Linked DNA regions of Homo sapiens: region 1 is linked to region 2. A link is a contact called in ENCODE Hi-C or POLR2A ChIA-PET data. All regions are on one chromosome and are shown on one strand. Each heading gives the region's core, a stretch centred on a gene start or an enhancer-like site at or near the end of the contact. The rest is flanking DNA. Distances are from core to core; before and after follow the strand shown.

What was found. A loop is a pair of places that touch in the nucleus more often than their neighbours do. ChIA-PET counts read pairs that join two places held with the same protein, here RNA polymerase II (POLR2A). Pooled maps may share reads with other maps.
Region 1: a loop to region 2 is called in a pooled map, with 6 times the contacts of the local background. The contact joins the promoter of SLC8A3 here to the promoter of TTC9-DT in region 2. A Hi-C loop is called at or near these places in 4 of 37 single-sample maps with no recorded cell type and 4 of 50 pooled maps. POLR2A ChIA-PET finds 5 or more read pairs at or near these places in 1 of 52 experiments (activated CD4-positive, alpha-beta memory T cell).

Annotation. Positions count from the first base shown.
Region 1 is chr14:70,187,664-70,193,534 of GRCh38, reverse strand. It overlaps SLC8A3 (solute carrier family 8 member A3), which reads left to right and starts at 4,584. Exons shown (of 7, transcript NM_182932.3): 1 at 4,584-5,156. It also overlaps the pseudogene LOC646548. RefSeq lists silencers at 4,610-4,939, 5,010-5,149.
Region 2 is chr14:70,639,178-70,644,610 of GRCh38, reverse strand. TTC9-DT (TTC9 divergent transcript) reads left to right here and starts at 3,313. Exons shown (of 3, transcript NR_110071.1): 1 at 3,313-3,603. TTC9 (tetratricopeptide repeat domain 9) reads right to left here and starts at 2,695. Exons shown (of 3, transcript NM_015351.2): 1 at 2,076-2,695. The coding sequence starts at 2,481. RefSeq lists silencers at 2,141-2,210, 2,231-2,420, 2,641-2,790 and enhancers at 3,261-3,520, 3,621-3,800.

The DNA of each region.
Region 1 (5,871 bases), core at 3,335-5,834, 450 kb after region 2:
TGCTGGGGTACTGGTAATATTTATTGTTCTGGATGATGATTAAATAAAATATATTCACATTGTGAAAATTCTTTGAGCTATAGTCATGACTTGTGCACATTTCTGTATGTATATCCTACTGCAATAAACTTTATAAAAGGAAAAATAAATAATTGACAAATTTTTGAAATACAAGTTATAATGAGATTAAAAATAATATAACGCATAGGGAAGAATTATGTCTCACTAAATAAATACCCTATTATCAGACAGGGTTTACTAAACTTCCATCCTCCCTACAGAGCTGTTCCAGAACTTACTTTTAGCTTCCACTTGACTGCTGTTGTTTCTCAACTGCTATCAGATTGTATAGTCCAAGGGCTGTGGAATGCTGGCACCTAGGTTGCTTGTGAGAAGAGACACTGTGGCTTGTGTGGGATGCAGTGCCACTGGTGGCCAGGACTGGCAGGTCGTCTGCTTATGAAGTGCCTGAGGCCCCGCTTTTGGAGAGGCACTGACTTGTGGAGTTCTGCAGCATAATGGCAAATACTGGGGCCCCACCAAGAAGCCATGTGGTCCCTTCCCACTATTCATCCCATCTGCCCTATTACTTGCTGCTCAGCCTCTAGAGAAAGGGTATTCTATGACAAGGACTCACAGAATTAGGGCTACTATGACAAAATACCAAAGACTGAGTGGCTTAACTAACAGAAATTATTTTCTCATAGTTCTGGAGCCTAGAACTCCCACATCAAGGTGTCAGCACATTTGATTTCTCTCTCCTTGGCTTGCCTTCTCGCTGTGTCCTCACAAGGTTGTCCCTCTGTCTGTCTGTGTCCTAATCTCCTCTTCTTATAAGGATAGCAGTCATAGTGGATTAGGGCCCACACTGACGGCACTGTTTTAATTTTATTACCTTTTTAAAGACCCTGTCTCAAAACCCAGGCACATTCTGGGTACTAAGGGCTAGGGCTTCAACACACAAGTTTTGGGACACACAATTCAGTCCATAAAAGAGTCTGTCTAGTTCTTACCAAGCTCTGTGACTGGGCTGAATCCTGTAGCTTCTCGGGTCCTGAGTTTCTTCCCAACTTGAAAATGAGGTTTGTGGCTCTTGCTCCCAATGCTGATGTTACACAGCTTACTTTCCATCTTCCTTGTGAACATCTCCTTGGGTTCCAGTACAGCTAGATATAAGTAACAATGGCAGAAATGCAAGTACGGTGTCATTACATTTAATGTTTTCCAACCCTGTATGCATGTAGTGGGGAGAAAAAAAGAAGTGAGAATGTCCAGAGTTGAAAGCAGTCTGAGACTTCATAGGCCACGTGAAGGTTGGCTGTAGAACTTAAGATGGGAGAGAAGCAGGGTTGGGGGAGAACAAAAGTAGGGGAGAAGGAGAATTGATATATATTTGGGGATTGGTCTGTACCAGAAACTGTAATCTCACTGAAGCTTCACAACAACCTCACGAGGTGGGTATTATTATTATTAATAATAATAATTAATAATAATAATAATAATTATTATTATTATTAATAATAATAATTATTATTATTCCCATTTTACTGGTGAGGACACTGAGGCTCAGAATGCAGAGCTGGGCTTTGCTATTTCAGTCTACCTAGAACTCAGAGGAACCTACGCAAGTCAGCTCTGCCGACAGCGTTGGTTGAACATGCTTTGGCACCTCTTGCCTTCCTCCCCGCAGCATTGCCCTGTCACAGGTGACAAGAGGAAGACAAGGTTCCTGTCTGTTTTGTTTGGTAGTTCTAAAAAAATGACATGACCAATTCTGTTGTTGTTGCTGGTTCAGTTTTAGTGAATAGGTAATGTTCACTGAAAATATATCAATAGATATTAACAAGCAAACAAATAAAATTCTGGCACAAGCAAAACTAAGCCACAGTGACAGAAAGCAGATCAATAGTTGCCTGTGGGAAGAGCGGATGAGTATAAAGGGGCCTGAGAGGACTTCTGGGGGAGATGAAAATGTTCTATGTCTTGACTGAGGTTGTTGCTCTACATGTATGTACTTGTATAAAAACTCTTCAAACTATACACTTAAAACAGGTGAGTTTTTAGTAGTAGTAGTGATGTTTGGATACCTGTAACTTTATCTCCATTAGAAATGTCAGATATTTTAATATCATCAGTTAGTTTTTGCAGGTATCTTGAAATATTATTCATGTTCCTCACTACTGGGATAGTTTTGCAGATTCATGTTCCTCACTACTGAGATAGTCATTTAGCCTGTGCACTAGACCTTGCTTTTGATGCCTTCATAAAGCATAGATCAGAAAAAAGGTGAGTTGTTGTATGTAAATTACACCTCAATAAAGTTGATTGATACAAAGAGAAACAAAATCACCAGAAATCCCACCACCAAGAGATAACCACTACCATTTTGGGGTTTTTATGCTGCCAGGGCATTCATCCCCACCCCGCCACCCCCGCACATGCTGTGTTACACTGTGTTCTGGGGTTTTTTTTCTCTCTGTCTACGATATATTATAAAAACCTTTCCACACCAGTACACAGAATGCTGCATCTGTATTTTTACAGTGGTAGAATACAGCATTATGTCAACAAAACATGTTTACTTCACCAATTTGTTGTGTTGGAAAATTAAGATGTTTCCAATTTTTCACTCTTAAAAACACTACCATGAATATCCTTGTAACTAAATATTTGAGCATATCCTTAATGATTGCCATAGAATAAATTTCTTCCAGTAAAATTACTGGGTCACAGGCATTCACGTTTTTAAGGAATTTGATGTATCTTTCAAAATTGCCCTACCTAAAAACTCTATCAATTTAGGTGCCCATTAGCCATCTCTTTGTCTCTACTGTAGACTCTCAATGTGTAGACTCAGCATTGTGACTCTCCACGGGAGCAGACACAAGGTAAGTCCCAGTAACTGACATATCCTGAGATCCCACAACTTTAGAAGCTATTGAAACCTTTCAAAGTCAGTCCCAGCCCTAACTTTAAATGAAATTCAAGACCCATAAAGGTTCAGGGGTCTGAAAGCACTCCTACTGCTCCTACTGAGCACATCCAGGATTCTGACTCCGGACTCAGGCCAGAAACCACCACACAGCTTGCTAACGGAACACTGAGTCAAAGGACCAGCAAAGACCTCCTGCCATCTCAGGCTTAGAGATTCCCTAGTCTCTACACCCCCTTAATCTGTTTGAACCAAGCCTTGCTCCAGAGCAGCCGGGCAAAGGAGCCAGGGATCTCAGGAGTCACACACACTGTTGACGTCTCAGCACAACTCCGGTTGGTTGCATTTTATTTCAATCCTTGGCTCTGCTGCACGTGGCCTTGGGATGGTTATTTAACCTAAGGCTCAATTTCCTCAACAAAAAAATGGAGTTGGTAATTGTACCTAGCTCACAGAGTTTTAGTAGGATGGCATGAGGTAATACAATCAAATTCACTAGCACCACTCCTGGCCCTTAAAAGGTGCTGCTATTTGGTAAGTATTATTATCATTTGTTGGCCCCTCACACTTAGCCTCAGGCAGCAGAGAGGCCTGAAAGAGAACAACTTCCTGCCCTTACATTCTGACTTTTCTGCACTGGTGTCGCTACAGAAGGCCAGCCACCAGGCTCATTTTAGATCTGCCTAATGCCACCGATAAGCTGAGGGCTTGAAACCCCATTCTTAGGAGTGGCTTGCCCACCCCGCATGCCTCTAGGACCAAGCCTGACAAATATAGCAGAAATTACAGGCATCTGATTTAAGGCTACGTGTGTACACTTCGCCTGAGCCAAGCCCCAAGCCCTAGTCCCGCTGCTGCATCAAAGGACCAGCTCTCTTCCAGCCTCCAGGCCCAGAGTAAGCAGCAATTTGGGAGGCAGCCCCCTCTTATTTTTAGCTTTAGAAACCCGAAAAGCCAACATACCAGAGCTCACCCAAGCGTCTCTCACAAACTGTTGTTTGACTTGGGTTGAGAAAATGACAGGCTGGGTTCTGCACCAAGAAGAGAAGAAAAAAAGAGGGGGAAAAAAGGAGTTTTCTTTTCCCTCCGCTGCCAATCTCCATCCCCCTCAACTCCTCCCCTAGGCCTGGGTGGACCCTGCCTGGGTAATAGTTCCCTGCTATATTTAAAAACCACAGATGTGTTTGGTGGAGACTTAATTTCGGAATTGCAGGCAGCGTCTCCTGAGGACAAGGGGAAAGCCGGTGCCGCGCGCCCGCCTGCTGCCTGGAGCTCCCAACTCGGCGGAATCCAGGTCAGGACGCGCCGCCGTTTTGACGTGCTGCCGGCCGGGAGGCGCGGGCGCCAGGCTCCAACGACTAGGGTGGGTGGCCGCGGGGCAGGGGTTGGATCTGAATTCGTCCCTCGGGGGCTCTGGATGCGGGATGCGGGATGCGGGATGCGGGCTCGACTTCCTCGCTGCTGGTCGAGGAGCGTTCTGAGAGTCTCCCCTCCGCGCGCGAGGATAAATATGCGCGGCTTGTCAGTCAGTGCGGCGCTGTCTCCCAGCTGATAGGGTGACGTTCCGTTTGGAGGCTTGGAGATTGGCTTTTTGATTTGGCTTCTTCCGGCAGCTTAATGGGCAAAGCTCTCCGCTCGCCCAGAAACCAGCCTCTCCGCGCGTCCCCTCTGCGCGCGGCGAGGCCGAGACGTCTCCCGCGGTGACAGCGTGCAAGGCGGAGACCCGGCGCGCTCCCAGCCCAGGGAAAGCCCAGGCGACGCGACCGCAAGCCCGAGCCCAGGTCCCTCGGAGCCGCCAGGGCGCGCCGGGCTGCTTGCCTTCCTGCCCCTTCCTGCAGGAATCCCCCGCCGCCCGCGGCCGGGACTCCGGGCCTCTCCCGGGCGTAGATTCCAGTCACCGCTCTGGGTCGGGGTTTCCCTCTTTCTGAAATCCGTGCGGAAGGACCCCTCCCGGGGCCCCTCGCCCTGGCCCCAGACACCCTCCCTCCCAGACCCCGCGCTCCAGATGCGCTGCCCCGCAGCTCCCTGACAGCTGCGAGCCCACGAACCCCGGCGGGAGGGCGGCGGCGGCGGACTGACATGCCCCGGACGCGGCTGCGGCCGGCGGGCAGCCCGCGGGGGCGATGAGCCGCTGCGACCGGTGAGGCGCCGGGCGGCGGGGGCATCGCGTACCTTCCTCACCCCCCTCCCTTGCCCACTCCGCTCGGGAGGCCGAGAGGAAACGGTGAGTAATGGGGTGAGCCTCCTGCCCTTCCCCCTTAGCGGGCAGCCGAGACATGGGAGGTAGAGGTTGGGGGGCTTGGGATGCCCCTAAGAGGATCCCTGATTGTGAGTAACGGGGTTAAGTTATTTCTCAAGATCATTCATATGAACCGCCTTCCTGTGGATTTAGTGCCAGGAGAAGTGGGGTGAGGGTGCCCCGGAAAGTGTACATTGTGTATGCAGTGTTGGGGGGGCAGATCTGGCAGAGTGGGTGTCTACAGGAGGGTGCCGCCGGGTGGGGAGGGGCAGAGAGAGATGCCTGGGCAGGTGGGTACAGTTGGATCGTGAGCATGCTGGGTTGGTAGCGGGTGCTGTTTGGGGAGACTGACTGCTGTGTTGTGTGTGCTGGATGCATGTCGGCATATGTGTGCCACCTGGGCCAGGGCGTGTTGTGCTTCTGGTGCTGTGAGTGTCCGCCGGGTTTGGGGGCTAGCAGGGAAGCGCGTTATCCACTCGGCGCGCGCCCGCGTGCACATACGCACGCACGCGCTCACCCCAATCTCGGGACTCCACCGCCGCGGGTCGGGAGCTGCAGCCCCAGAGCACCCACCGCTGGGGCCAAGGGGGCGAGGGAGAAGGAGGGTTTCTCCAGTGCTGCACTCTCCAGCCCCTGGTGGTCTGCGTGATCCGGGACTCGGTGGAGAGAATCGAAATATATAACTAACCCTCCCCCGATC
Region 2 (5,433 bases), core at 2,064-4,563:
ATTGGGCTCAAGTGAGACAGAGGCCCAGAGGATGCTGACTTTGTGCATCAAAGTATGATGACAAGAACATTGCCTTTGGAGAAGAATGGCTCCGGAGCCTTGAGCTTTTTCTCTGCAAAACTGATGATCATATTTCTTTTACATAGATTATAAAGATTTAAAGAGACAATGTATGGAGGATGCCTAACAGCACACACAATTAATTATTAATATAAGTGGTGAGCACTGGAGAAGGCAGCAGAGGGGGAATATCTGCTATTGCTACTTTCCATTCTCTCACCGTTGAAGTTTTCCAGTGTGTGAGGTGAGGATGGGAGTGGTGGAGCTATCCAGATTTCAGTCCCGCCCTGACTGGGCTGGCCTGACCAAGGACACATCTTTGATTTCACCATGGAAAAGTAACCACGTCTGGGGTGGAGGGCAGGCAGTGCTAGCCACTGGTTGGCAGCCCTAGAATGTCCATGGATAATACTGACTAAATATAAGATTCCATTACCACTCCAAAGTCACCGCATTAGCAATCCACAGTGCCTCGTCCTCCACCCATGGCTGCTCTGCCCTTTAACTATTCATGGGGCAGCAGACAGTATGCCAAAGACTTACAGGAACTAAAGGACTCAAGCTGTATCTTATAATGGATTGAAAGAGTCCATTTTTGCTGTACTACAATTTTATCTGCTACTATTACTGCTAGTATTGCTATTAGCACCACCACTCCTCCAACTGCTGCTACTACTACTCTATTAATCCTTTAAGTCTGTAAAGTACTTTACAATTTACAAAGTGCCTCCGTAGCCTGGGTTTTACCCGATCAAAGATGAGACTGGGCATGGCATTCTGGGAAGACAGAGGTAGGCTGGTACTAGAAACCTCAGAGGGAACAGAGAGATCTGCATTTAAGAACCGAGCAGAATTGCCAGTATTTATTTTTACTCCCCCACCACTGCCTCGGCTTCAGACACATTCACCATTCCCTGCCACACCCAGTCACTCTTCCACCCCTACCCTGCTCTAACTGTCCATAGACAGTTTAGGCAACCTCACATGTCAGGAACTAGGAGGAACTGCCCTTTGTTTGGTCGGAGAAGGTTGACCATGCCAGAATCTCACCAAATGGGGCAAGAGAAGAGGAGAGAATGCTTTTTAAGTTGCCTTTGCCAACCTCTCCCACCTTCTCCCAGGAAGGCCCTAGCAAGAGCCAGACTCTTCTTTTTTTAAGAGACTTTAAATATTCCTGCGCCTAAATTAAACAATTTTTAAATCCCTGATTTTGGCTCTTATCCCCAAAGGGAATGTTGGAATGTACACCTTCTTTGCCCAAGAGTAGGGCCCCCTTTTCCTTCACCCCTAGCAGCCAGCTGGCGTGAGGACTGATGCTACACATAGTGAGAAACGGGCAGGGAGGAGAGGGAGAATGCAGCATAGTTCAAGCCCAACCATGAACCAAGCTTCTTTTGAGATAGAGATCTTCACCTGGCAACCGGGAGCCCCAGCAGAGCTCAGAGAGAAGAAAGTGGCATTCTGGAATCCATTTTGCTCAAGATGCTGAAGGCATGGTGTCAAACTCCCCTTTGCTACTGGGGCCAAAAAACTTGGGGAAGATCTTACCTACAGGGATGCGGTTAGTTGGGGAAAAGGCGAGGACCAATCCTGGTGCTCATGCTACCTAAGGAGAGCAGACAGGTGCGTGGCCTCCCTTGGGACCCACCCGCAGGAAAAAGCTGGGCTAGCGGTGGCTGCGGGGGCCCACCCCGGGCGCTGCTTCCGCATTTTGGACCCAGGTCCACTGGTGAGCAGTAGCAGCAGCAGCCATAGCCAGGCCAGCTGGGTCCCCTTCCAGTCATTTCTAGGTGAGATTTACGATGTATGCTAGCGAAGGGACAAGAGATGATTATGGCCTTTGAAAGGCATAATCCTGAAAGTCACACTTTTTCCAAAGCGCCTCCCTCCCGGGTTCTCCCCAGAGCAACACAGTCACAGCAGGAGAATCTGCACCGCGGGAGCGCCGCAGTGGTCCGCGGAGGGACCGGGCCGAAGAACGGGGACCGCGGCGCGGGGGGCGCGGCGCGGCTCACCTGCCAGGCTGTTGTAACAGTCGATCTCGATGGCTTCCACCGTCTTGCTCTGCTCCTCCGAGAGGCGGCCGGGCTTCAGGGCCCCAGCCGGGGAGGCCGGGCGCGAGTCCCGCTCCCGTTCCCCGGGGGGCGGCAGCAGCCCCTTCAGCTCCAGCAACGCCCGGTGGTATTTGCCTATGGCTTCACGGAATTTCTTGTCCTTGTAGCACTGCGCCCCTTGGCTTTTGAACTCGTGCGCTCGTCGGATGAGCTCGGCCGGCTCGGCCGCCGCCCCGACCTGGCCCCTCGCTGGGGCTCCTCCGCCGCCGCCCGGGACGCACAGCGGCGGCGGTGGCCGCTGCCCCTCTCCGGCCGCGGGCGGGCTCGGGTTCCCCTTGGCCCCGGCCGCCGAGCCCTTTCTCTCCATTCGGCCGCCGCCCCGGCGCCTGGTGCGCGCCGCGATCTGCCCGCCGCCGCCGCCGCCGCCGCGCCTTCCCGGGTTTAAAAGCCGCGGGCGCCGGCCCCGCGCCTCGCAGGCTTCGTGGCGGCCGTGACACCCCGCGGCGGTCTGGCGCCCCGCACTCCCATTCTCCCCGCTGCTGCCAGAGGCTGCTCCAGCCGCCGCCGCCGCCGCCTCGGACGCCGGCCCCTCCCCCGCCTCCCGGCTCCGCGCCGCCCGCTCCCGCCCTCCTCCCTCCGCAACCTGCGGGTGGCGGGGGCCGGTGCTCGCGGGCCCGGGACTAGCGCTGCGGGGGGACCGTGGCCCCGAGTGGGGTGGCGGGGATGGTCGCTGACCCGGAAGAAGCTTGGCTTGCCCGAAGGAGGGGAGGATTAATGACAAAGACGGCCCCGCTCTTTCCCATTCAATCCCGCTCTGCGAGGCGCGCCTAGTCTGAAAGGAGGTGGGGGGAGGGGGGTAGGTGTAGGGGAAGGGGAGTGTGTGTGTGTGCGTGTGTGTGTGTGTGTGTGCGTGCGTGTAGGGATGGGGGGCGGCGGCGACGAAATGCGTGCAGAAATAGATTTCTTAACTACAAGAAAAGGTGCGGCAGGGAACAAGGGGCGCAGGCGCAAGCCGTAGCTGCTAGTTCTTTGCAGTAAGGTGTTAGTATTTTTTAAGGGGGCAGGGCCTCCTTTTTGTGGATCCAGGTTGTCGCTGAGGTGTGTCTCGGTGTGTGTGGTCGCCGGGGCGTCCAGAACGCGACGGGCGGTACAGCGTGTGGGGCGCCGTATTCTGGGAGCCTGTGTATGCGTGTGCTGTGTGCGCGCAGCTGTGCAGGATGAATCACAGACATCAGAGATGGAGAACACCTGTTACTGTGGGTCATCGGCTTGGCGTGCGTCCGGTCTAGTTTCCATTTACAGGACAGTTCTGTGCCCTTCCTCAGGAGGTCCCATTCCTTCCTTCTTTTGGTCGGTTCTGAGTGTCAGCTGTCTACTGGGGATCTGCTAAGGCTAAGAGGCAAAGATAGGCAAGTCACTCCCCTGACCTCAAGAAACTCCCAGTCTACAGGCGAAGATACACCACCCACCGGTAGAGTCGCTGGACCAGGTACAGATGGTGCCTGTCATTGGGGAGGAACGAAAAGTGCTGTGCAGCCCTGAGGGGGGGAGGGAGAGGTAGCTTTTTGAGTAGTGGTAGATCAGGAGGCTTTATGGAGGAAATAGCATTTGAGGACCTTGAAGGCTGGGTAGGATTTGGCATGAAGAAGTAGAAGGAAGTGGCATAGCCGGAGTGAGGAAATCCAGCGGAAGTCCTGATGTTTGAAATCTCAGGTGTGTTTAGGGCATAGTGGTTTGATTTTATAGCCTAATGAGAAGTAGTGGGAAATGACGGGGTTGGATTATGGGGGCTTTTGGATGAAGAGTTTGGATTTGATTTTGGAGTCAATGGAGAAGCCTGACATATTTTTTAGTGCCCTCCCTTCCTTAATGTTAAGAAAAAGAAAGATTCTAGAGCACCGGTTGTCAGAGTGCTGGCCCCAGACCTGCAGTGTCAGCATCACCTGGGAAACAGTTAGAAATGCAAATCCTAGGATCCTACTCCAGACTTAAGAAATCAGAAACTCTGAGGGTGGGTCTCAGTTAACCAGTATATTGGTTCAGATATGCTGCTTTAAAACCTTCCTACTCAAAATGTAGACCTTGGGCCAATATCATCAGCATCACAGGAGAACCTATCAGAAATGCAGAATCTGAAAATCCCACACCTACTAACCCAGAAGCTGCATTTTAACGAGCATACTGGGTGATTTGTTTACCTATTAAAGTGTGAGAAACACTGCTGTAGAGACTTTGGAAAATACAGTAAAGTATAAAGAACCCCCCAGTCTACACCCAGTTGTATTCTTTGTTAATATTTTGATGTAATTCCTACCAGTTGTTTCCTAGGCATCTATATTTGTAAAAAGTGCTCTTTTAGCCAACATAAGTGGTATGGAACAATATACACAATTCATTTACTGTTTGTTGTTGTTGTTGTTGTTTTCTTTTCTTTTTTATTTTTGAGTCAGGGTCTTTCTCTGTCACCCAGGCTGCAGTGCAGTGGCATGATAATTGCTCACTGCAGCCTCAAACTCCTGGGCTCAAGGGATCCTCTCACCTCTTACTTTAGCCTCCTGAGAAGTTGCAACTATAGGTGCACACCACTACCCCTGGTTAATTATTTTTTTTGTAGAGACAGGGTCTTGCAATGTTCCCCAGGCTTGCTTCCTGTGCTTTTTACTTTACATTATATGTAATTAAATATTCTTTTAAAGCCTAATTTTTAATATTCTGTACAATATTCCATTGTAAGTGGCCGGGTGCAGTGGCTCACGCCTGTAATCTCAGCACTTTGGGAGGCGGAGGTGGGTGGATTACCTGAGACTAGAAGTTCAAGACCAGCCTGGCTAACATGGTGAAACCCCATCTGTACTAAAAATACAAAAACCAGCTGGGCATGGTGGTGGCTGCCTGTAATCCCAGCTACTTGGGAGGCTGAGCAGGAGAAACGCTTGAACCCGGGAGGCAGAGGTTGCAGTGAGCCAAGAGCGTGCCATTGCACTCTAGCATGGGCCGCAGCGGGAGACTCTATCTCAAAAAAAAAAAAAAAAAAAAAAATTCCACTGTAAGTGTACCATAGTGTACTTAAGCATTCTTCTATAGTCAGAAAGATTTTGCTATTATAAATAACACTGAGATAAAAATAATAGATATCACTTACATATAGTATTTACATTGTGCCAGGCATTGGGTTAAGCACTTAACATATAATAATCCACTGAATCTTCATAATAACTTAGTGAAATCAGTGCTATTGTTATCCTCATTTTAGACACCAAGTCACAGAGACTTGCCTGAGATTACACTGCTAATGAGTAGTGGAGCTGGGACTTAAACC